Linked DNA regions of Homo sapiens: regions 1, 2, 3 and 5 are each linked to region 4. The links are chromatin loops, found by intact Hi-C in ENCODE. Cell type or tissue: PC-9. All regions are shown on one strand.

Region 1 (5,000 bases), 56 kb after region 4:
TTCTGGGAGGACATAGTTCAGTCCACAGCACTGACATATGCCTACAAGGTAATTTTTATCATTTTTGTATTGATACTGAAATTGAAGCTTATAGCTTTAAGCAGCCCATCAGATATAAACTCTCATCTTTATGATTCCAATGTCCATGCCATTTTAATTTGATATACAGAAATTGCCAACTTACTTTATGAAAAGACACCTGAAATGATGATGCATGACCATTGTAGGGAGACCTTACGTGAAGTAAGGAAGTCACAAGCCACATGTGTGTCCAAACCACACAACTCCCTATTAACCCAAGTTGAAGCACTGGGGCCTGTGTCATCACTAGGTAAACATTACAGTCACCTATTAGGGTACTATGAGCATCATGAACATGAAATATTTAACCTCTCAGTAGTCCCTCTGCCTCATTTAAGGTTTGTTGACCTTCAGACACTAGAAGCCAACCCGCTTGTAGATAGATTGTTTAAACACAATCTTCTAAATCAATGTGGACAGACCCTTTAAACACAATCTCCTTAATCAGTAAGTAAGCCCTTTTGTGTTTAGTTGTTTGGATTCTCCGCTGTGGAAAGAGATTGCAGGTGTGTGTTAATCACTACATTAGGACCATCTGATTGTGCCTGTTCTAATTACATGATATGAAAATCAGCAGAGGCTCAAAAGCATCAATAGCCATGACAGTAGTAACAGTATTAACAGTCACAATAATACGAAGTCCAAGCCTTCGTGTGGATTAAAGTTACTCTCAGAATGGCTCTCTAATGATTATACTTTGTCAAGAAAATAAAGAGGTAATATTCTGGGTAATAAAGTACTGAATATTATTCTACATAAGCAAGATTTCAGCTTTTATGTGTGTTTGCAAAATATTTAATGGTGGTATTTTAATTGCCATCAGACCATAAGGTATGAATTAGGATGTATTATTGAGGCTTCAAACTTATGTTCAGCAATATAATTGGTATGAATTATTACCCTATGTTCAAACACTGCCCACTTCTATTGCTTTTTTAAAAAAATTATTTATGAGAGCTCTCTAAAAACCACTATCCAAATGTTTACAATGAGTTAAAATGATTTAAAATGTATTTCCCAGGATGGAAAAATATATCATCACTATTCTTAAATAGTGGTATCTAATTTAGTTAGAATTATGCTTATATAAATCTGCTCAATAAAAGCAACAACCAATTAAAATCTAAGATTTATGAATGGACTTCACAAATAAACATTACACAACTTGGACAAAAGGTATATTATGAATTCCAGAGTCTGAAAGGATGGATGAACTTTTGTCAAAATTCTATTGCTGTCAGTTTCCAGCCAGACATCAAACTCAACTCGTATCACAATAAAGGGCATGAGGGTATTAAATAATAACGTTCTTCAATAGGACACGTTTCACCCATTGACCGTCACTTGGAACTGCTCATTTTTTCCTAATCATTTAAATGTAGTTTTTGATGAGAAATGAATGGAATTGATTTCTATTTCTCATCAGGAAAGTTTCAATAAAAAAGATTCTTAAATTAGCTGGAGGAAAAAAAAACTCTGTTCCAAGTAAACATTTAGTGTAATTTTATTACATTTTTCAAATTGTTTTTAGCTGCACATAAAAATCCATATAATGAAGACGAAAGCAATTAAATTTCTATTTACTGTGGAATAGTGAGTTCTGTGTGATACTCATGGGATCCCAAAACAGTAGCACTGCTTTCAAAAAACTAAAAATATCATCTCCACCCCCATTTTTCTTCCTTTACATCTTATTCATAAGCAATGACTTCATAAAACAAATTCTACTACCAACGATGTTCTGTGCTGCAAGGCGTCCACGTGAGTTACAAAGATACCCATTAGATAGCAAAAGGTTGTAGCATGCTGAGTTACAGACTGGGAAGAATAATCTTTGTAGTTTTTTTCACTTTACCTAAATACTCCAAACCCCTGCGATGTTCTATTATTGTGGTTTCAGTAAGTTTCTCTAAAATCCAGGATGCTTTATAAACTTTAAAGATGTTATTTTTCAAAGGGTATGTCTTAATAGGTGCCTATAATTCATCTCTATCACCTGTTCTAATTTCTCAGATCATTTTCCAGGCTTTTTGAAATGTGCTTATACTTTAAATATCATTCTTGTGTGCTTCAACATCAGCATAATATAATCTGAATTTTATGTAGTTTACCGGATCATTATAATGGCAGAAGAAAATGTTGATGTCCTCTCATAAGAAAATAATTAAAGGTGAATAAATCTATGCATTCATTTCTATTGTTGTTTTATAATAGGAATGTATCAAATGTGTCTTTTCTTTCCTTTGAATTAGTCATGGGACAGACACCCTGCATATCTGCCAGCTTGCCTTTCCCTGTAGCCCCAGGGAACAAGCGCTGCTTCAAAGGAAGGCCAGCGAGCCTGCTCAGATGACATTTTCCTGATGTCACCATTTGGCTTCTGAAGTCTAAAGAAAATGAAAGAGAATGAAACTATTGATAAATTCCAAGGGAGGGGGGGATCAAAGCTCTAAAGAAAAATGGAATAAAACCAAATTCAATTTGAGTTTTTGATCTTTTAAGATTTCAACAAACAAAAGGGTTGGAGGGCCATGATCTAAAACAATTAATTGAAAAATGTATACATTCTGTCATATTTGAAGAGAGGTTTTCTTTCCGAACTTAATGTTTATGATAAATTGCATTAGACTTTTGTGTGGCAATAAGAAGAGCATAGCCACCCGACCACTCCCTATTATTCTTCATCAATATTATTGTTGAATAAGATAATTACATTTAATATCACAAAGCTAGTGTTTTGGACACTTTTTAATACAAATAGGTCATCTATATACACCTGTTTTGTAGGGGAACTAGTTCTTCAGACAATTATAACTGCATTTTGTGGTTGGAGAACTATTGTCATTCCCTTGGGCTTAGAAACTGTTACATAAAAGGATGACCGTCTATATTTTTAAAAGCAAGAAAATTTTCCCAGCAAAAGAGAAAAAGAGGCCACAAGAAATCCACCGAGTCATGGCCTCGGATGCTCAGGGTGTCAATGGTAAGGAATTAGGAAATCAGAGGTGACACTGTCTCATTACTGACGTGTTTTTATCCCGTACCAAGAACTCTTATTTTTCAGCCTCAGAAGGAAAGGCAAACCCTACAAAGACATAATACTTGCTGCCCACAGTCTTCAGAAGCCAAAAGTTTGCCCACAAAGACTCAATGAGAAAAATTCATTAAAGGTACAAGTCACTCTACCTCCCAGTTTTGCTCCTGACAGTTGGTAGGTGGCACTTGTGGGCAGTTTTCTTATTTGTCTTGACTTCCCACCCCTATCTATGTTTGTTACTCAAGTTGGTTGTTTTAACAACCACAGGCTCTAGTGGTTTCACACAATAAAGCTGTCCTTCTATTTTAGTATTCTCTCTTAAGTCACAGTTGACACAGTCATTCAAAGATCAAGGGTCCGTCCGTCTCATGGCTCAGCCTCCTCTAGGCCTTTGCGGGTGCTCCTTGCTTAGCCAGTAGATGAGGATTAGAGCACAGGGAACAGACCCAGGAGGAATTCATGGCCTGCCTAAAAATGGCTTAACGTGCCTCCACATTCCATGGGCCAGAACTCAGTCATGGAGCTGCACCTGGCAGGAGGGGCCTGGGACATGTAGACCTACTCTTTGACTAGGGGGAAAGGGATGCGACTTGGTTGATGATCCGCCTGTATATACCACACTATGTGAGGCAGGGAAGTCCTAACTATAACTACCTAAAAGCAATTTTATATTTCCTTCTGGGCTCAGAAGGTGCACAGAGCCACTAGCCTTCTGCCAACCATGAGATGCAGAAAATTCCCTACATCAGCAGCCGCCAGCCCACCTTCCCAATGGGCCCTTGTAAGTCTTCCTGTACCCAGTGCTGGAGGGTAACGAGGTAAGGATGAGTGGGAGGAGAGGGGGGATATAGGGAGTCCCTCACTTCCCTGGAAAGCTTCCCCTCTCCAGGCCTGGCAGCAGTTCAAGCAGGGAGCACTGGGAGGGCCTCGTGGAGGAGCAAGCTGACTCTTCTCTGGGAAGATGCAGTGGGCTCTGCAGACTATCTATTGGGTCCTCTCTCACACAAGCCCTAGGCAGACAGACATCTCTCTGTTCCTAGAGCTCCTGAGGCTCTTTCCTGAATTCGTGGACATCAGGAGGAATCTTTGTCCTCCTTCTCTGAAGTCTCTTCAGTCTCTCCCACACACAGTACTCTGTGCCCTTCAAAGCGTGGTCCAGTGGCCAGCAGCAATGGTATTGCCTGGGAAACTCATCATCCCAATCCTAGACCTGCAAAGTTAGAATCTGCAGGTGAGCCATGTGCACATGGACATTTGAGAAACCCTGCTCTGGAGGTCCCCAAGTGGCACCCACCAAGCAGCTCACATGCAGTTGTTGGGAGCACCCTCAAGCAGCGCTTACCCAGCAGAGCAGGCTGAGCCGGAGCAGGAGCAGGAGCACTCAGCCCCGCCTCCAAAGCGAGTCAGCAGTCTTCGTCATGGGCCAGGTACTAGTTCTTGGGATCTCCCCAGTGCAGTAAGCACATTTTCCAGTGCTCCCTGGGGGCTTTGGGGGAGCACCCTCATTAGGCTCAGCACTAAGAGCAAATGCACTCTCCAAACCCCTCCTGAAAGGGCAGGATGGAACTTACAGTTGACCAAATAAATATTTTCATCAATTTTTCCCAGTCCTCTCTCTGACTACTTTTTGTACCTTTAATCCTGCTGAAAGGCCCAAGAGATAGGAGCAGGTTTCCTTCCTCTCCCTTGTAAAGTATGCATCTGACATATGCAGGGCCACCTGTCTGATACTCCCTTGGTATCCCAATCACCATCATTTAGAAATCAGTGGAAATTGAGGCAAAAAGAGTCTCAATCTGATATCCTGTTATAACTATATCCTGGAAAGTATATAAACTATGAAATTTATTTCAAAGTCCCATAATTCTTCACTAATTCACAC
Region 2 (5,000 bases), 710 kb after region 4:
ATCATCTATAAATCTATATTTGTTTCCTAGTGCTGCCCTAACTATGTACCACAAACTGGGTAGATTAAGCAGGAGAAACTTGTTGTCTCACAGTTCTGGAGTCGAGAAGTCAGAAGTCAAGAGGTCAGCTGTCTGAAAGTTGTGTGGGAGAAAATGCTCCATGCCTGCCACTCAGTCTCTGGTAATCTGCTAGCAATCTTTGGTGTTCCTTGGCTTCTGCTTCATCACCCTAATATCTGCCATCATCTACATATGACATTCTCTGTGTGTGTGTACGTGTGTTCAAATTTTCCTCCTTTTGAAGGATGCCAGTGATATTGAATCAGAGCCAACACTAATGACCTCATCTTACCTTGACTACATCTGCAAAGACTCCATTTCCAAACAAGGTCAGATTGTGAAACTCTGGGATTAGGGGAACATAATTCAACACATAACACTATCTATCTATGTCTATACACACACACTATCTATCTATGTCCGTGTACATGTGCATGACCATAAAAATACTTGGAATCCTTTAATAAAATCCTGCCTTTTGATCAAAGTTTGCTCTTGGAAAATACAATTTTATTCTAACACCTAGAGGAAAATTTTTATAGCTCACTCCAAAGTACATATTCAGTTTGTATTTAACACATAATCTGGGACAATAAAAAATGCAGCCTTGATAACTTGGCTCTAGATGTATGACTAAAACACTGAAAATGGTCCAACATCATTTTTAGGTAGTAATTATTGGACCTTAATGAAAAATCACTCAATGGAGAAAATGGTGTTAATAGTATGAGTTACAATTAGATTAAATTGCTGTTTCATGCAGTTATATAGTGAAATGTCAGGTGTTCTTGTAATTTAAGAAAATACAGTTAGAATTAATGCTATAAAAGAGTAACAGGCAATGACAATTTCTGATTCGTGTCTGCAGGGGCTTGAGGTGATAGGAACTAAGTTCTTGCCCTCTGTTGGCCCCTTTGTGCTGTAGTCAAGGGGGCAGCACTGGCCCCCTCCTGCCTGGCATCTCACCCAGGAGAAGAGCTGAGCAGAGCAGTGTCACCTTTATCCCACTCTTAGCAAAACATCGTGATGTGCTTGTACTGTGAACAGTGAGTCAGGAACATGCTTAGATAGGATGCAGATCAATCACACTCTCATCTGCATGGTGCTTTGGAGAGAGCAAAGTCTTCTCATGTGTTTTGAACATTCTTTGGATTTAGTAAGGCAACTATAACTACTCCTCTATTAAACAGATAAGGTTAGGGACACACCTGCCTCCCTGGGTGCCCATCAGATTTAAATGTGGTAATTCCTGGTAAGTGCTAAGCACCATACTTGGCACACAGAAAGCGCTTGACATATACAGCTTTATTTATTAGAATAAGTTTTATAATGAGTTTTAATGTTATTGCCTCTGCAAGATCATAAGGCTTAAAACATTCTGAGGAAGCACTTGACCTAAGGTCATCAGACTTCAATGTCATTTCAGATTGCCTTGAAACATGAAAAACAACTACGCTGCAGCAAGGGATGAAAAATCCTGAGTCACCAAAGGTCAAGTCTTGGTAAACAATATCATGGCTTCAATGCCAATTCCTGTCAACCAGCAAGATTCACTGTTATGTGAGTGCCTTTTTGAGATAGATGAGAATAAAAATCTGGTTGTCACTCTAATTTCTAAGAAAATCCCAGCCTGGGCTCGCTAAATGGGAAACACAGCAATAGGTTTCCACTAACACGGTGTCCCCATTTGTCCTCGAGGTTCATGGCAGGAAGCAAATCAGACACCTGGCCCAGTCGCCTCTCTGATAAGGAGTGGGAGAGAATGCCAGCCATGCATTTCGCGACTCTCCCTCTGCTCGTTCCCAGAAGCACACATTGAAGCTTCCTTTCCAGGGAAAGAAAAAGGCCACATTTCTGGGGAAAAAAAAAAAACTTGAAAAATAACCAAGCACTCGCTGCACATAAAACAGCTGCTGCGTGCAGACCACTTGGTGCAGCCACGACGCGGGGGAGAGTGAAGACGGGCAATTCCGGGGCGGTCGTGTCATCTTTCTGGGTGAGTACACACGTGACACCGAGAGAAGAGAAAGTGGTTTCCCAGGTTGGCGGCACCAGCACGTTGCCAGGCAATGAGCCAAGACCGAGGGCTCAGACAAAAGACAGAGCGGCCGACTGGGCTCAGCGGACACACAGCGCAGAGCCAGCTGCTGGCTGGGAGGACGCCCTGCAGCCTCGCAGGGAACGTGGGCTCCGGCTTCCAGAGGGCAGCGCCATTCGCTCACAGACGGCCAGGAGACCCTCCCTGTGCAGGCAATGCCGGGTGAGGCATCGCTCCTGAAGAATTAATCAGAAACTCAGAAAAATTCCGCCGAGCAGAAGCCAGATGAGAATCCGACTGGAAATCTAGAAGGAATCTGACCAGCATCGCAAAGAAGGGGAGGAGCTGAGTGGGAAGGCAGCCTCAGGGAGCTTCCCCGGAAAGATGGGCCTGCTCATTCCATCCCCGACAGGACTGTCAGTCATTTCACAACCACGGCTGCTGATGAAGACAATCAAACAGCAGCAACCTTCTGAGGTCAAGACAGTGCTGGGCGTCTCTCGGAGTCACTCCCCTATCTTTTCGTCTGTTCTCTCAGGACAGCTTGGTGACGTTGCTAAGGAAGGAATTTGTGAAAATGAGGAAGCGGCCCCAGAATCCTTGTTGTTTTTCCCCAAACCTGGCTACTGGTGGTCAGAGTGACCTTGAGGTGCCTCACAGGGTTGTTCCAGGTGGCCCAGGTCTGCACCCTCTGACCCATGGCCGACCATCTCCATGGCCTGTAAAGGTGCTTCTCTTAGGTGCCACCCAAGTGCCACGGCAGTGTCAGAGGGAGGCCCATAGCCAGCCTCCTGAGTCAGAGCCTTTGGGCTGGGACCGGGGCAAGCACATTTTTAGAAAGTTCCTCCAGGACACGTTTGGTGGAGCTCATCCATAATGCTCTCTGGACAACCTTTGGACTAAGTAACTTTCCTAAAGTCTCTCAACTCAGTGGCCACCACCTTAGAACTGGGAACTGTCCCTCAATGCCCACTCAGGTATTTCTGCCATGCCCTGTGTAATTTGGCCTTTCTAGACCCAGCTTTCTTCTCCCACATGGAGGCCGTGGAGGACTGCCTGTGAGTCCTGGTAACACTCCTCCACATCTTGGCAACTCCAAGATTGTTATTGATTTTCCACTTGGAAGGCTGTTATCTGTTCTTTGACAAACTCTTATCTATCCTCCAGAACTCCCTGGGAAGCTTTGGACTTAGATGTCTCCATCGCAGGCACACCCCAGCGAATATCTTATCACCATGAGCTGCGCTTGCTGATCTCATTTATTCTTCATGAAATATTTGTGGATTTTCTTTTTGTGGCCAGGCACAGGATAGACTTAGAACAGCATCCACTTTGTGAAACAAGTAGGACAGGAATGCAGATGAGTAAGGGGCAAGACAAGAAAGCACAGTGAGATGTGAGATGTGTCCTGCTAGCATGGGTGGCGGGTGGCACACAGCAAACTTTGGGGAGTCAGGAAAGGCTTCCAAGAAAAAAAGTGTCTGGGAGTTACTCATCAACGGCATAAAGTTTCAATCAACCAAGATGAGTAAGCTTCAGACAGCGGCTGTACACCATTGCATCTGCAGTCAGCAATAACACACCGACACCTAAACATTGGTTAAGACGGTGGATCTCATGTTAAGTGTACTAACCATAATAGAATTAAATATGAGAAAGAAACAATGTCTAAACTGAGACCTGTGAGTTAAGAAGGACTTAACCAGGTGAAAATGGAGGCAGGGATTCCAGGAAAGAGGCTTTGCAAACAATCTGTTGTCTCCTCTAATACACCTTAAGCCCCTCAAGAGCACAAACCATGTTCATTTGGCCTGAATTCTGAGTACCTAGTGAAGGTTCAATACATTTTGGTTAAATGAATAATCAACTCAGCTGCTGATATATATATATATGTTTGAGATATACATATATCTCATATATATATCTATATGAGATATATATATGAGATACATATATGAGAGAGATATATATATGTATATTTCTCAAACATGTATAAATATATGTGTGTATACACACTCACACACATATATACACATAAGAGGGCATTGAGAGAGAGATTGGCATTTGCAAAATAATTTGTTGCTCAAATTCAGAGGTATTTGAGCACGTTATCTTCTTGCAAATAATAGAAAATTGTACCATGATAACCCATGCAATCTCTGCTTAATACATGAGGAAGAAGATGCAAATCTATGTTCTTTCTTTTACCAGGACCTCACTATAGGAAGAAAAAAAAAGTAAAGCAACCTCGCAGGTATCTTTGCTGGTTAACATCATAGAGTATGAAGGGTATCTTGATGTGATCCATTTTAAGCTACAAAGTTTCTTACAGTCATACTCAAAACTGGCAAAATACAGGACATCATACACATTTTCATATTTTATTCTAATGTTTATTCTGAGGTCAACAATATAAATTAGTTTCTGAGATGCGCAGATAAATTAAAATTCCATGCAGGTGACCATAGACATACCCCTACTATGTGTATCTGTCTAAACTATAACCGGAGAGGACTACAATTAATCCCTTAAGCCCTTTATCTTCTTTTCGTCTCCTGCTTGGTTCTACGTAAACACCTTTGCTGAACTGGAAGATCCAACCAACTTATACGAGCTTCTTGGATGCGAATGAAAACCTCGTGAATTGCCCAGCAAGTTGACATTCCTTTCTAGATCCAGCACATACAACTCTCTCCAGGTGAGCACAAAGAAAGAAGAGATTTGAAGTCAGCGAGGTGCGTTTTATTGGTTCAAAAGGGGAGGTTATTTTTTAAAGGCTTATGGAAAAAGGTAGCTATGTTTGTTCTCTCAAATAATCACATAAAGACCCTGCTAACATTTCTGGTACAACAACCCTGCCGTGGTTAATTTCCAGACAATGAAAGGTGAGAAGGCTGGAAAG
Region 3 (5,000 bases), 860 kb after region 4:
TTCATAAACAACTGATGGTAATCTTTGCTATGAAAAGTGTGGTACTGGGCTTAGTCACTCATAGCCCATGATAACAGAAGAGGTCACTAGTCCCAGCCGTCAAATACAGAAGTTAGGTCCTAGAAATCTTGAGAAGGTGTAAAAGTTGTCTAATATAGCCCATCCATCACTGTTGTCTAATTGGGAATTTCTTCATGGCCTCGTGGGAGTTTGTATTTCAGACACTCCGTAAGTGCCATAGATCAAGTCACTACTGCTAGCTTCTCTCATTGTTAAGTTATTGTGTTTGTCCCCACTTTATTATCTGTATGTCAACCCAGAACCAGAGCAGCTTCTGAGGAGTTCTGGGATTAGGATGTAGCTTACAAGGATGGGGCCTACAATAAAGTGGGGATAAAGCTACTTCTTCATATGGATGACCTCAGCCATCATTCAGTTTCTGCCACTGCTGCAAGCTCAAATTCTACCACATAGAGAAAATTTGTCCTAAAGATCAAGAAAACATATCATTGATTCCAATGAGAGGTCCTTACTCTTCTAACATTTTGGAAACCTTGTTTGAATAGGTCACCATACATGGATATATCCACTTAATGGAAAAAGAAGAACAGACTAAAAATAATTAGAAATGTGGGATTGACATAAATTCAGAGGGATCTTGAACACGGTACTGCTTTACCAGTCAGTACAGAGATAGAGCTGTTAACATCAGCTTATTAATTGCTGAAGGGGAAGCTGATAGGTTCTTCTTTTATTTTAAAACCTTGAAACTACATCATTGTATGATCCCGGGACATTTTAAGATGAATTTGGCAGTCTTATAGCATAAGGAAATAATTGAGTTTGATCTGTAGACCTCATTACTAGCAGAAGGCCACATGGGGATCCACACATTTTTTAGGAAGCAGGAATATTGAAAGGAGATTTCAACCATCAGAGGTCGACGTCCATAGAGCCTGTAACCTCCATTTTCCATTCCTTGTTGGTGCAGCCTGACTAATGATAGTCACTGGTCCTCACCAGTTAGAAGATGATGGAAAGCCATTTAAGAAGTAAATTCAATAATGCTTCCAGAAAATTCAGTTCTGTTCGTCTCCACATATCCTAGAAGGGACTGCCACCCACTCCAGTTGTGGGAATTAAAGGCACAGTGTGTATGAGCTGCCCCCAGCTGTGGTCTGGCAGAGGACAAGCTAATTAGAAGAGAGCTAACTACATTTAGAGATGTGGAAAAGTTATCCCGGTATTTCTGGCATGCCCAGAGCTATTAATCTCTTGCCTTTGAAAAGCACTCATGCATTTCCATTTTACTCTCACCCTTTTACTGCTGTACCTTAAGAATGTTGATCTACCTTGATCTATTGCTGTCATCCATCATCAGAATAGTAGCAACACACTCACCCAGCTATCGCTCTAAAACCCGCAGATGTCAAGCCCTGAGAGTGGGGGCTCTGGCTACGCTTCTAATGTAGAGGGCACCTGTTTATAAGGCATCATGTAAAAGCTATTACCACATTCAGAAATCACAATCCTCACAGAAACATTTTTAGGAGCCTCAGAGCAGGTTGTCTATAAGTGAAAAAGAAAGTGTGCTTATCAGCTTGCATGACAAGTGGAAGGCATGTGGCTTTAAAATCAGGGGGGAATGTTTTAAACAACAGCAACAGCCAGATTGCTTAGCAAAGATAGCAGGCAGTCATAAGACACTATGAAATCAATTCGCTGGGAACACACAGAGGGCAGCCAGAAAGGAGACTCTGGTCCAGTCTTTTAAGGCACTTCCTCCCTTTCTACCCACATGAACATTATTTTACACACTTGATGCTGATTTGTTTTTCTAAGGGTTTGAAGGTCTAAATTATTGCACTGTTTCTCCTATCCAGTATCCTTGCTTAAATCAGTGGAAATGTAATTGATGCAAAATGGTATATTCTATTCAAAAGCATGTATTCATCTGGAATTGCTTTGGACCAGAAAATATTGTGAGGACAGACTGTCCCAATTTTATTCTTTATGTTCAAGGAACAAGTCATTTGAGGGTTCGGGGGGTGGGAGTTTCTAAGTAATAAAATATCAACACAAGCTAATTAAACAAAATATGGCTAAAAATCTTTTACTATTAGGGCTATAATTTGGCAGATAATCTTCATAAGGCATCTGATAATGCTTATTAGATTTTAAAATGTACCACTGATATTCTCACAAAATTTGATAATGGGAAAAATATTAATATGTTACAATGCCAGCATAAACAAATATATGGAATAGAAGTGACCTGGAGAGAATGTACTTGCCTTTGAGGAAGGTGCTTTTGATCAATCTTGGTCAGTAAAGACAGGAAACTCAGGAATATGAGGCCATGACACTCCCTGACGTTGACAGTAAAAAGGTGGTTAACATTAAAGAAACCATGAAGAAGAATCCCAATATATCAAATGTCATAGGAGCACTGAGGGGTTTTTAACTTTTAAGTCCAGGGGTGCATGTGCAGGTTTGGTACATAGGTAAACTTGTGTCATGGGGGTCTGTTATGCAGATTATTTCATCACCCAGGTATTAAGCCTAGTACCCATTAGTTCTTTTTCCTGATCCTCTCCCTTCTCCTCCCCTTCACTCTTCGATAGGTCCCGGTGTGTGTTGCTTCCCTCTATGTGTCCGTGTGTTCTCATCGTTTAGCTCCCGGTTGTAAGTGAGAACATGAGCACTGAGTTTTAATATGCAACAGATTTGTTTAGATGGTGAAGAATATCGCTGCTCAAAGGGTAACAGCCAATGGGTTCAGCATTGTTATCCTCGGAAATGGGCTAGGATTGAAATTCTTCAAGAAACCTCAGGCTAAAACACCATCTCTCAACCAGATCTCTCAGCCAGCAGCTCCATCAACAGACAACATTCTTCTCAAGCATATTCAGGAAGCACATTTGGAGGTTGTGACCACCACTGAGGATGAAATGACATCTGAGCTGGCAGGTCCCTGAGCCCCTGATCTATGCTGGCCTATGAGGAGCAAGAGAAGTAGGAAAAAGGGAATTATTAACCCACAGTATGAGTCACTAAATAATGATAATGCAAAGAATCTTAAATATCCTTCCTGTGGTTGAAATAACTGGGCAGGTCAAGAACAAGTTGTCAGTACTTATTCTTCCCTCCTACTCCTGAGTTCTTAGTCACTGCCTGAAACCTCTGACAAATCTGTCCTCGCTCTAAATACAGATAACGAATTCTGGTGTTTAGAGCCCATGAAAGCCCCTTTTTCTATTTCACATTTCTGGAAAAAATAATGAACATATTTCAATAGAATCCATGACAAATACAAGCCCATAATAATGTCTCAGGGACACATTGTTAAGGGATTAAATGTAGCTTAATTTTTAACATAAAACATACCATCCCTGTAAAGCAGGGAATTTTCAAAGAAAAGAAACTCAATCTCATCACTACTTTCCTTCCCCTAGACAGAACTTGTTTTCCTTTTCCCCAAGGGTCTTCTTTAGGTTTTTCTTTCCCATACATTGCTTTTTGTAAGGCTGGACATCAAGTAATACCACTTGCTCTTTCTTTTGAATTAAAACAAAGTCTAATCCTGATTTTGATCATTGTATTCGAGTAACAGCATTGCTTCTTTTGACTTCGATGTTGAGGAGAACTGAAGATGCAGATCACTTACACTTGAATAGTGCCTGCAGGAGTACCACCTTTCCCCATCTCTGATGCAGCAATAACCAGCCCTTCTGGGTAGAGCCCCCAGAGAGCACCAATGTGTGGCTCATTTGAGGCCTGGGCTTAGTAGTGTTCACTGTTCGAGAGATTACATGAATAACAAGTTGAATCTATGTTGTTTTCATAGGGACTAGAGTCCATTGGACAGTCTGCAGCTTTGTGGCAGTAGCACACTCTTGTCATTCAGCCAGTGCCATAATCTCACAAAGAATTAAAGAAGATAAAAATAAGCAGGTGGTCCCATCTATGATGTCGTTTATCTTTACAAGAAACATACGAATCTAGAAGGTTTGAGAAAAAATTAAAGGGCAGCTCTCACTCATACCCAAAGATCCTCCATTGCCCACAGGATGGACTTTCATTCCCCCAGAGTAATCGTGATAAATATTCAAAGATCTCACTGGGATAAGCACACATCTGCGAGACAATGGTCTGAGGTGGGCAGATCTAACCTGTAATCATGCTACACACTGAAATAGGGACCTGGTTCACGGTATTAAAAAATCAGATCCCAGAAAACAACATACCATTTTTTTTGCATTACTAGATGAATGAATGATTGATTATTTGACCTAAGTTAGGAAGATGATAAATGTAAAAGTGCTGTGTAAACTGTTCTAATAACTATATTATAACTTATACTTATTGTTATCAAGGTAATTTTGTAGAATGTTTTAATACACTTTTATTCCAAAAGTTACCAAGAACACACTAGACTTGGATCTTCCTTAAGCAGAATGGTGATTTAAGATTAACCACCCTCTTCTATTCCACCACACCTTTCTCCGTGTCAGTGTGTTAGAATTCCCTTTTATCATTTTCTCTCAATCTCATCTTCTCATATTGTCAAAAGGACCATATAAAATGACCTCATAAACTCATTTAGGCTTAGTTGTCACCAAATAAATGTGTGAACCCTCCTGGTAAGTACAGCTGAGAGGGAATTAGAAAAACTAAGAAGGTAAATGAAGTTAAGGATCAATAAGGAGGGGTCCTTAGAAGGGTAAATAATGAGAGGTGGCTGTTCCAGCATCTCGGAAATTGTCACATAGCTACAAACCTACACATATATATATATATATGTGTGCGTGTGTATATATATAGTTATATTATATATATATAGTTACATAACTATATATATATAATATAACTATATATATACACACGCACAGATATATATAGTTACATATATACACACACACATATATATAGAGAGAGAGTTGTGGTTCTTCCTGACTTTCCTTGACATTCTTAGATGAACTGGTTTATTGATTTGTTGG
Region 4 (5,000 bases):
TAGAAGCCACTGTGTGCCTTATCCTGCACAGTAAAAGGATTTTTCAAAGGGCGTGATCAAATTATGTTTTGGAGTAACTGTATCAGAATAGCTATAGATATATAGATATAGAAAGGATAGATTTTTTTCTTGCTATTTCTATGTTCATTTACATGTGAACCTACGTACTTTAGAAATGATTAATCTGGCTGGGCGAGGTGGCTCATCTCAACACTTTGGGAAGCCAAGACCGTCCGATCACCTGAGGTCAGGAGTTTGTGATCAGCCTGGCCGACATGGTCAAACCCCATCTCTACTAAAAGCACAAAAAGTAGCCGGGCATGGTGGTGTGGGCCTGTAGTCCCAGCTACTTGGGAGGCTAAGGCAGGAGAATCACTTGAACCCTGGAGGTGGAGGTTGCAGTGAGCCGAGACTGCAGCACTGCACTCCAGCCTGGGCGACAGGGCGAGACTCTGTCTCAAAAAAAAAGTGATTAATCTGGGCTGATTAATTACTTAAGAAATTAACAGCTAGGCTAGGAGAAGGGAAACCCCACCACCGACCTGCCTGGCCACCTCATGGTGTCTTCCTGTGGTCCCTGGTGAAGTGTGAATCCACTGGAAGCTTAGGCTCAGCCTTTCTCTACTGCGTCCCAGTCATTTGTCCTTCCTGAGTGACTGGCACCTGCCCTGTGGCCCATCAGGGGAAATTGGGTCACGTGAGCACGTAAAGAATTAGTCACTCCAGCCAATCTACCACCAGAAAGAGATGCAACCGCTACGGCTATCAAAGACACGGTCCATGTAGCTCTTCCAGAATTTCGAGAAGAATTTGAATCTCCATAGATATTTTAAATTTATTTTTCAAGGCCTCCGAGCTCCTGGCTGGGAGCCAGTGAGTGTGGGCAGGTGGGCTATGCTTCAGCTGGTGTCCACAGGTGCTGCCACACTCTTATTAAAATATGGAAATGTCTTGATGCCAGCTGGTGCAGGGCTGCTGCCCTGAGCTCTCAAGGTCCCCACGTCCATCCCACCGCCTTGGGTGGCCTGGCCCGGGCCTGCCACGTTTCTCCTTGGTGAAATGTTGACACAGCAAAATGCTCAAGGTCGATGACTCATGCTCGTTCCGATGGGCCCTGGTCTGTGTCTTTTTTTGTTATTAAGTACTTTAGATGGGTAAATTGGTAATGAGTTCTGAGCAAGGGATTTGAAAAGACCTCACATCCACCACTGCTGTAATTTTTCTTTTTCTTTCTTTCTGTTTTCTTTAATTTTTGCTGTTTCTTTTTTAGCAGAGGACAGGCACCACTAGCTTACCATCCAGGCTGTAGGTGTCACCAACACGAAACACTCCCAACAGAAGAGCAGGGACGTTATCTTCTCACCTTTGCCTTCTGGGGAAAGTGAGGAGGAACCATTTCCCTCCAGGAAAACATATGTTGCTGACACCGACCGCGTACTTGGCCACACATCGTGGCTCAGGACTCCTGGATTTACGTTACCACCTGGCATTGAGGAAATGTAAAAATAACAGCAATATAAATAACCTCATGACCTATAAAAGTATGCATGAGGAATGGGGCTCTGGGCCAAGCAGGCATGTTGTTTAGGTATTGCATACTCGGCTAATTATGAAAAAAAAAAAAAAAAAAAAAAAAAAGCTACCCAAGTACAAGAAAAGGAAAGGGATTGAAGTGATTTTTTCCCCTTTATGGCAGGGACAGAATAAATGGGCAAAAAAGGATTCAGTTAGTTAAATTTAAAAGGAAATTGGCACAACTTAATTTTCTGTGCATTTTTGGGTACTGAAAACCTTATTTATACTGACAGTCATTTTTTAGCTTTACTATCAATGCATTCTTCCCTTGCTCAGCACATATGTTGTTGAAGACATCGCTCTGTTTCCTACTTCAGTTGGTGTTTTCTAGCACAAACCATCTCCTTCGACTTGGCGGGGGGGTGGGTGACAAGAGTTAGGAGTGAAGGAGGAGCAGACATTTCCATTCCTCCCCGCTTAACCTGGAGGATAAGTATCTGCGGCACTCGCTACCAGAGAAGAATGCTTAAAACATAAGTTCAAGAGGAATTTCGATCTACTCCAGGGTGGTGATTTCATAAGGGGTTATTAACAAGTAGGAAGGAATGTCGGGAGCCCAGCCCGAGACATTTAAAGTCAGTAGAGGGCCGGGCAAATCCAGTTTCTCAGCACACGCAACCTTTCCAAGGTCTGCAGTGATGTATTTTTCTGTTTCTTAAGTAATCAATGCTTATAGAAATATGACCTGTCCACATAGTGTGGGTAACAGCTGTGTCACAAGAGTAACTGCCTGGGAACCCAGTTCTCTTCCCAGATCTCCATCACCACTAGACTCAGACGCCCTCTCTTGATATATTTCTGCAAGCATTCACAAAGGGATGATAAAATCTGTTGCACGTTTTCAAAAGGCAATTAGAATTGTGCTGTTCAAAACATGCATAATTGCAGTGTGTCACCTCCATGAGTTTAACACATTTCCCCTGTAGCAGTCTCCACTCTCCTCACATCCACCCATCTCCACTGAACTCTCTCTTCTTGAGTTTCAGATTAGCCTCTGTGGTTCTTTACATCTGAAATTCGTCTTTCTGAGAGGCAATAACACAAATATTTGGATTATGCTATCATGGAAAGGAAAGAAAATTCTATCATGTAAAAGAAAAAACATATTATGTAAAAGAAAACAAATCACTTCCTAGAAGCTTATAAAGTAGGATGCAGGTCGACTTGAGAGGGGTGTCAAAGCCCTGTTTGCATTTCTTCCTCATGTGCAGTAATACAGGGTTTCAGAGAAATCTATATTTTAGAGATTTAAAAGGAGTTGCCCTGTGTAACACAAACTAGATTTGGTTTAACACAAGCTAGACGCCAATTTCAGGTCGAAGTGCTTGTATCCAAATTTAATTACGCACCATCTATGTGTATCTGCAAGCGCTGTCGAGCTGCGACTTCTAAATTTTACAAACGAGAACTTGAGAAGTGGTGGGAGCCTGCCAGGCACCTCTCTCTGCATTTGTACTTTTCCTTAATGCCAAGTAGGAAAAAACAAGCACATTCCCTTCATGCAATAGCCTTTCTGAAGAGGAATTTTCCTATAGAGTTTCAGAATGAGTTATAGCCAGTATGAGTAATGAGTTTAAAATGTATTTTCACATTTTTTATGCCTTACATAGCACTCTCAGTATTAAGTCAGCCAAACAGCTATAGTTTGTTTTTCTCCTGCGTTACTGAAACCCGGATCCCATCTCATAGGATTCTAAAATACACTCTAATCTGATCTCTAGCGCAGGTACCTAAGAGAAAAGTGGTGTTTTCAGCATCTTGTTGGGGAAACATTCCATGGCTCCTTTCTCTCCCCTGCTTCCTGGCCTTTCCCCAGCACTGACGCTGTCAGCCGCCCTGCGTGCCACACAGTCCTGCCCTCTGCCAAGGCTCCTGGCCTGCAGCCCCTCCTGCAAGCCCACATCTGCCCTCCTGCACGCCCACATCTGCCCTCCTGCACGGCAGTCACCTGGGCGTCCCCTCCTGCTACCTCCTCACACTCGAGAGTGTCTCTTCCTTGAAAATTTCTCCTTCCTGAGAGATTTTTAAGTCTCTCCTAGCTGTTTCCTTTCCAGTCCTAATAAATTCTCTTCTTCAAAAAATTGCCACTCAATTTAATCCTCAGGCCTGCGGCTGTCACTTCAAAGTCAACAAGTACAACCCCAGATGCACCCTGCTCTTCAGGTGGGAGCTGCTGCTCTGAACCACGCCCCAGCTGTGGTCCCCATCAGGTCCCAGTTCTCCCGCTCAGTGGGATTGAACTCAGCTTCCTCCTGCCTTTCCACTCCTCCTTCTGCTTCCCCAGCCTCTCCCCTGACTCTCTTTCTACTTCTAATCTCTCCTCAAGGTCCATTCAGCTGTATACTTTCTTTGCTAGATTAGTATTTACAAAAAAAAAAAAAAAAAAAAAAAAAAACCTTATTCTTCACAGCATGCCCTTGCTCAAAATACTTGCTGGAACCCAGTCCTGTGATGCTCATAGACTCCAAAGCTCTCTGCTCCCACTTCCCGGTGCGGAGGTGTGGGCAGAGCCAGCCTCCCCTCCCTCACGAGTGCAGTCAGCTCTGCCTCTGCGGCATTCCCTTCCTTTTCCCTCCCCCTCTCCACATTCCGTCCTCAACTCAAAATCCACTGCTTCTTCCTCCTGCCTACACAACAAAGGCTCACCTGGCTGCTCCAGCCCACTCTGACCTCTCCTAAGAATTCCTAGAGCATTTTGCAGAGCTCCCATCCCAGCCCCCTGGCCCTTTGCAACCTTAACACATGCCTTGAAGGCACCTTGAAGACAGTCCCCCTTAGAGCTGAGTCACCACAGAGAAGCCTGGGGAAAAGCACCCCTTAGAATGCACCCTGGATGTCCCTGTCACATGGGTTGGCATTATAAGTGTCAAAGGCTTTAACAAGTGAATAAAACCGTCAAAATTAGCTCAGCTGAGCAGGATGCGAGTCCCACAGTGATGCGTCAGATTCTTCATTCTTCTATACCCCTCAGGATAGATGTAGTCCCTTTTCTTCTTGCACTTACCCGGTCGTCATAAATTCTTGTCATCTGCCGTGCTCCATAACCCCTCTAAAATGTGAGCACTCAATGGATTGTTTCTTTCGGACGAATATTTCTTTAAGTTCTAAAGTAAATCTTAGCACCAGGTTTGGACCTTGTAGGACGTGAATACCTGTTGAATCAGTGGAGAGCTCCCTAGCTTGGGGGAGGAATATAGTTTGCTCATGGTCCACCCCTCTTCCTTTCTTCTTCATTCAGCTCTCATGTTCCCCAGAGTGGCCACTGCGCTCCAGGGCATCTCTTTGCCTTCCCAGGGCTGAACCACGTGCTGTCCGTTCTGCCAGGTTTCTTGTCACTCTTGGTTTGGAGCAAGGACTCATCTTAACTCCCATTATGCTCCCTGTCTTTCTCCAGCTCTCCCAGAATTATTCAAGGACATTTCTCT
Region 5 (5,000 bases), 530 kb after region 4:
TGTGTCCTCCACGTCTCGCCTTCCCCACAGAGTGAGCCCTTCATCTCTCCAAGGTCAGTCTGTTTTTAGCCCAACGTTGCTTGAACCTGTCATCTTCCCTCCAATTGCACCATCACTGTCAATGCTCCCACCATCACAGTGCTCCCACCATCATTAGCCCTCCCTTGGCTTCCTAGAAAGGTCACCCTGCTTTAATCTTGCACTATTTTAATGAGTTCTGCACTGAAATCAAGAGTGTCTTCACAAATACCAACCTGAGTCTCCTTTCCTCATGCTCCCATACTCATGAGGGGCTCCACCAATGCCAACACGTGCCTCCTTTCCCCATGCTCCCATACTCACGAGGTACAAAGCCCATGCTCACCTTTTTTACCTCCCTCCCTCCAGTCCACACCTGGCCATCTTGTCCTCCCCGAGCTTGGTTCAGCTAAATAGTCCCTGAATGCATCAAGTTTGTTCTCAGCCCCTCACTCATGAGCTTTCTGCTCCCTTTCTCTGCCTAGAATGTTCCCATTCCCTCGGTCCTCCTTCACTGGACTTACTCCTTTTCATCCTTTCAGATGTAGCTCCAGGAAAACCTCCCACCACCCGTAGGCAAAGTCAGAGTGCTTTCTCCACTGCAGTTCTGAAGACATTCCCCACACCCCATCACAAGCACAGTTGAGCTGTGATCAGGTGCTCATGTCTCCTCTACGGTAAACTCCTGGTGATGGCTTCGGTCATTCCTTCAAAAGCTTTTTATGAGCCCCTATCCCACAGCCAGCACTCCCAACATACAGCAGTGAAAGCACAGGCTCTGTGACTTCGATGCTCGCAAATAGGCAATTGTATAAATAAACAAGATAATTGCTGAGAATGATGGATGCTTCACAACTGTAGCTTTTTCTTTTCTATCCCCCAAGATCCAACCCCATTTTTGACATTTAAAAAAAAATGCTCAATAAATGTGTTAGATGAATATAAAATGGCAAGTACCATCGTGATGACGGTAATAAAGTTTTGAGTGTAGAAAATGAGTGATAAACAGAAATACAGAGAGGAGGAGAAGGAGGAGATGAAGGATTAAGGAGAAATTTAACATTGAAGGTTTAGAGAAGGTTTTTTCTTGACTTTTTAAGACAGTGGCAAAAGGGTAGAAAACAGAGGGAAGATGACAGATTCGTTGATACATTGATAGGAAAAAAAGCAGTATTGAGTGCCTTCTTGAAAAGCAAAAGGAATAACTTCTCTGATATGAGCTTAAAACAGGTATGTGAACAGGTAGAAATGAGTTGGTAGAAAAGTAACCTGAAAGTTGAGGGGGTTTGTCCTGATGTATCTGTTTCCTTTAAAAAGTCAAAATCACAGTTGGGTGTTCAGTGTGGAGGGTGGGGAAGGGATAAGGTAGGAGTTGGGGGAAAATGAAAATGGTGAAAGTATGCAATGACCGTTGTAGGCAATGGGAAAGGCAGCTTTCTAGAAGCTGAAACAGGACACCCCTCCCCCCAGCCCCTGCCAGCAGCATCAATGCAGCCACATCCCTGGGTATAAACTCTGTGACTTCCCATGGAAGAGCTCTACAAGCTGAGGTGCAGAGAGGGAACACTCGCTACCAAGAAAAACTCAAAGCCTGACAGGTCTTTGGGTCATGAAAGCAAATAAACCACAACAGGAGTTCACGTCTTCAGAAAATGACTTGTGCTGGTGTCTAATGATGCCTGGGGCTGTGGGGTGGCAGGTGCAAGGTCAGAGCCAAAAATATAATGCAGTTTGGAAGTTTTGCTCCACAAAGCGAAGAAGAGTCATTAGTTTCAACTCCACCAAGTCAGGCAAACACAGTATATAAGATCATTTGACCCTGCTTCCAGAACGATTTGGCCTAACCCAGCAGCCTGCAGTTCTCCGACTTATCTCCACTGTATAAAATATTTCCTAATGTTTTATGACATAACTAATCTGCTAGCACTGGGCTTTGCTCACACACCCAGGATCAGGTCAATCCACCTGTGTAACAGGGCCCATTCCAGGACACACCTGTCATCGCCCCAAATGGTAACCCTCTTAGGCACCCCAAGAGGAAGTGAGGGATGGGACACATCTAGGTCAGACCTCAGCAGACATGATTAAAAAGAGATGTGTAGTTGGACAGACAGCTCGCACACTTTTGAAAATGGCACGCAGGAGAAACCACCTTCCCCTTGGCTTCCTCGCATTAGGTTTCACTGGATCTGAATAAATGTTACGTGGCTCTCTGTGGCCCAGCAAATACAAAGGCTGGAGCATTGTCTGTGCTGGCCTCAGTCACCGCCTCCCTTGGAAAAACCAAGTGTGAGGCAGAGACATTGCTCCTGTGGGAAAAGCAACTTGGCCCACAGTCAAGTCTAAGTTTGTAATTGGAGCAGGAAGGGGTGGGTGTGTTTTCAGCAGAGGCAGGTCAACTAGGGAAAAGGTGATGTTTACTTCGGGGCTGGGGAAAGCAGATTTGCTGCGTGGAAAGAGCTGAAATAGCAGCAAATGCCACCGTGCCCGTGCAAGCAGCTCCAGCGAAGAAAGACAGCTCTATCGTGTTTAGGCGAAAGGGGAAAGTTAGGCAACCGTTTGGAATTAAAAAAAATAAAATCCGGAGCCCACTAAGCCTGTGTCAACGGGCGAAAATGAAGTGAAGGGTTGAGAAAATGAACTGGGTATGGCAGCCCCAAGTCCACCATGGGACAGCCACCTAAGGCTGGACCCGGCCTCTGTGCAGGTTAGAAATGCGAAAACTCCACTCAGAATCAAGCTTGGAGCAAGCCTCACATGCCCAGCAGGGGAGAGGGTGGAAGGAGGAGTGGGAGGGAGGGAGAAAGGAAGGAAGAGGCTATGTGGATTTTTAAAAATCCAGATGCTAGTGTAGAAGGGATCATTGTGCTTTCTCCATTGATTTACTTATGCTTCTGGAATTTGCCATTCACTGCATAATTGCAACCGGAATGTTATGGTGCTCTTCATTAAAAATCTCTTGGAGCAAGTTGAGCCTTTATTGGAGGCTAAATATAAATGTTGTTGGACCAAAGGTACAGCGGTAAATCTGGACTTTTGTGTGTACAGTGTAATGTTGTGGCTGACATTTTGGGGTGTGACCACGTGGTCAAAATGAACTGAAGCACTGAAACATTATTTGGGACAATCAGATCAATGGAAAGAGCTGCTCTTCATCCCACAGGAGAAAACAAAGTCGGCTTAAGTAAAACCTACTCCTCCTTATTTTCTGTAGCACATTTATGTGCATAAATTGTCCTGAAATAAAGAACTCAAATCATATTTTTGATTGTCCCATAAAGCCAGATGTCTAAACAAGGGTTCTTAAAATTACTTAGGGAATGAAACATCAGAAAGTTACGAAACATGATAAAATATCAATGTTTACCTCTGTTTTTTGAACTAGGGTTATTTTAGCGATTAAAAGTATGGCAACATTAAAATCACGCAATACAAATTCACAACTATGAGCACAGCTGTCCATGAAAATCCAGCTGTCAGGCTAACTCAGGTAGCTATTTCCAAGGTACTCGGTTGAGAGTTTGGTACTTGTTCACTGTTTTTCTTATCAATTTAAGTGCTTTCCAGCAGAGAAGCAGTAGAATTTCCAAAGATTTAAGAAAAAGTTATTGGGGAACTTTTTAAATTGAAAAAAGCCTATCCCTTTTCTCAACCTTGTATGTGCACCTGGAAACGATCATTATCTCACTTTAATAGTAAAACCCCAGGTTCAGCCTCCAGAGTACACGTTTTCCACAGGAATCAAGTTGGAGAACCATCGTCCTGTGATGTTTTTCACTTCCCATGCTCTGTCTTAGACTATATTAGAAATGTATTTTTAGAATACAGATTTTCTGCTACAAGAATGAAGCCACTCTTATTTTTCTCTTTGCTCTGATTTCAGGATCTATTTTTATATTATTCTATGTACATTTTATAAGACACCAAAGATACCCTTTTGAAGAGGTATAAATAAGTTGCTTAAATACAACACAAACAAAAAACAAACACTAATTCACTCTAAACTCTGGAGTCTAGAAATTTAGCATTTAAAACTTCTATTTAGTCATTTATGTAATCATTCATTCAGTGAATAATTAAAGCAAACTAATTCTACTCCAAACATTGGTTCAGTCCTGGTTATTAAGCACATACCAAGGATGCTGGACATAGTAACTCACACCTGTAATTTCAGCATTTTGTGGGGCTCAGGTGGAAGGATCACTTAAGCCCAGGAGTTCAAGATCAACCTGAGCAGCACAGTGAGACCCAACAAAAAATTTAGAAATTGGAGCTGGGCACAGTGGCTCACGCCTGTAATCCCAGCACTTTGGGAAGCCGAGGCGGGCTGATCACCTGAGGTCAGAACTTAGAGACCAGCCTGGCCTATGTGGTGAAACCCTGTCTCTACTAAAAATACAAAAATCAGCCGGGTATGGTGGCATGCACCTGTAATCCCAGCTACTCAGGAGGCTGAGGCAGGAAAATCGCTTAAACCTGGGAGGTGCAATGAGCCAAGACTGCACCATTGCACTCCAGCCTGGGCAACGACAGTGAAACTCCGTCTCAAAAAAATAATAATAATAAATTAACCAGGCATTGTGGTGCCCACCTGCCAACCCAACTACTCGGAAGGCTGAGGTGGGAGGACCACTTAAGCCCAAGAGGCGGAGTCTGCAGTGAGCCGTGATGGCACCACTACACTCCAGCCTGGACAACCAGGGCAAGACTCTGACTCAAAAAGCAAGAACAAAAAAAAAAAACAGGTGCCTGGTCACAGAGAATTTACATTCTGGAAGGGATAAACAGGAGATAAACAATGCAATATGCATTTAATAAAATAAAATGTCAGATGCTAGTGTTATTGAAAACTGGCAGGATCAAGGGGACAGAAAGAAAAATTCTTCTTAGAGTGGTAAGGGATGGCCTTGCAGATAAAGTGACATTTAAACGGGAAACCGAAAGAAAAATTCAGGGCAAAGCACACAGCTATCTGGGACAAG

The links. A loop is a pair of places that touch in the nucleus more often than their neighbours do. Peaks named below come from ENCODE experiments on the same cell type or tissue, not always from the same donor. Only the 100,000 strongest peaks of a DNase experiment are listed, where the experiment ranks them.
Region 1: a loop joins it to region 4, with 4 times the contacts of the local background. A loop is called at or near these places in 4 of 110 quality-filtered maps.
Region 2: a loop joins it to region 4, with 3 times the contacts of the local background. A loop is called at or near these places in 4 of 110 quality-filtered maps.
Region 3: it touches region 4 in a loop (5-fold over the local background); 4 of 110 quality-filtered maps call a loop at or near these places.
Region 5: it touches region 4 in a loop (7-fold over the local background); 2 of 110 quality-filtered maps call a loop at or near these places.

The regions. Positions count from the first base shown.
Region 1 is chr13:109,209,411-109,214,410 of GRCh38, forward strand. No RefSeq gene overlaps it. Among named protein-coding and RNA genes, the nearest start is that of MYO16-AS1, 45 kb to the left of the region's middle. RefSeq lists an enhancer at 1,707-2,906. In PC-9, no CTCF peak of the experiment used is centred here; a DNase peak (open chromatin) is centred at 2,391; H3K27ac peaks cover 2,523 bases.
Region 2 is chr13:109,867,633-109,872,632 of GRCh38, forward strand. No RefSeq gene overlaps it. Among named protein-coding and RNA genes, the nearest start is that of IRS2, 84 kb to the left of the region's middle. In PC-9, CTCF peaks have their summits at 2,190 and 2,404; DNase peaks (open chromatin) are centred at 1,549, 2,119 and 3,559; H3K4me3 peaks cover 2,653 bases; H3K27ac peaks cover 3,035 bases.
Region 3 is chr13:110,009,285-110,014,284 of GRCh38, forward strand. It overlaps a transcript of LINC03082 not described here. Among named protein-coding and RNA genes, the nearest start is that of LINC00396, 42 kb to the right of the region's middle. RefSeq lists an enhancer at 2,374-3,573. In PC-9, no CTCF peak of the experiment used is centred here; a DNase peak (open chromatin) is centred at 3,017; H3K4me3 peaks cover 480 bases; H3K27ac peaks cover 3,031 bases.
Region 4 is chr13:109,153,300-109,158,299 of GRCh38, forward strand. The region is part of intron 32 of MYO16 (myosin XVI); the gene reads left to right. All of the region lies in intron 1 of LOC105370356 (a long non-coding RNA gene), which reads right to left. Among named protein-coding and RNA genes, the nearest start is that of MYO16-AS1, 12 kb to the right of the region's middle. RefSeq lists enhancers at 2,352-3,551, 2,959-3,509, 3,510-4,059. In PC-9, no CTCF peak of the experiment used is centred here; DNase peaks (open chromatin) are centred at 1,522, 2,172, 3,142, 4,272 and 1 weaker place; H3K4me3 peaks cover 3,469 bases; H3K27ac peaks cover 4,830 bases.
Region 5 is chr13:109,682,692-109,687,691 of GRCh38, forward strand. No RefSeq gene overlaps it. Among named protein-coding and RNA genes, the nearest start is that of LINC00676, 43 kb to the right of the region's middle. In PC-9, no CTCF peak of the experiment used is centred here; DNase peaks (open chromatin) are centred at 2,010 and 2,350; H3K4me3 peaks cover 2,411 bases; H3K27ac peaks cover 4,293 bases.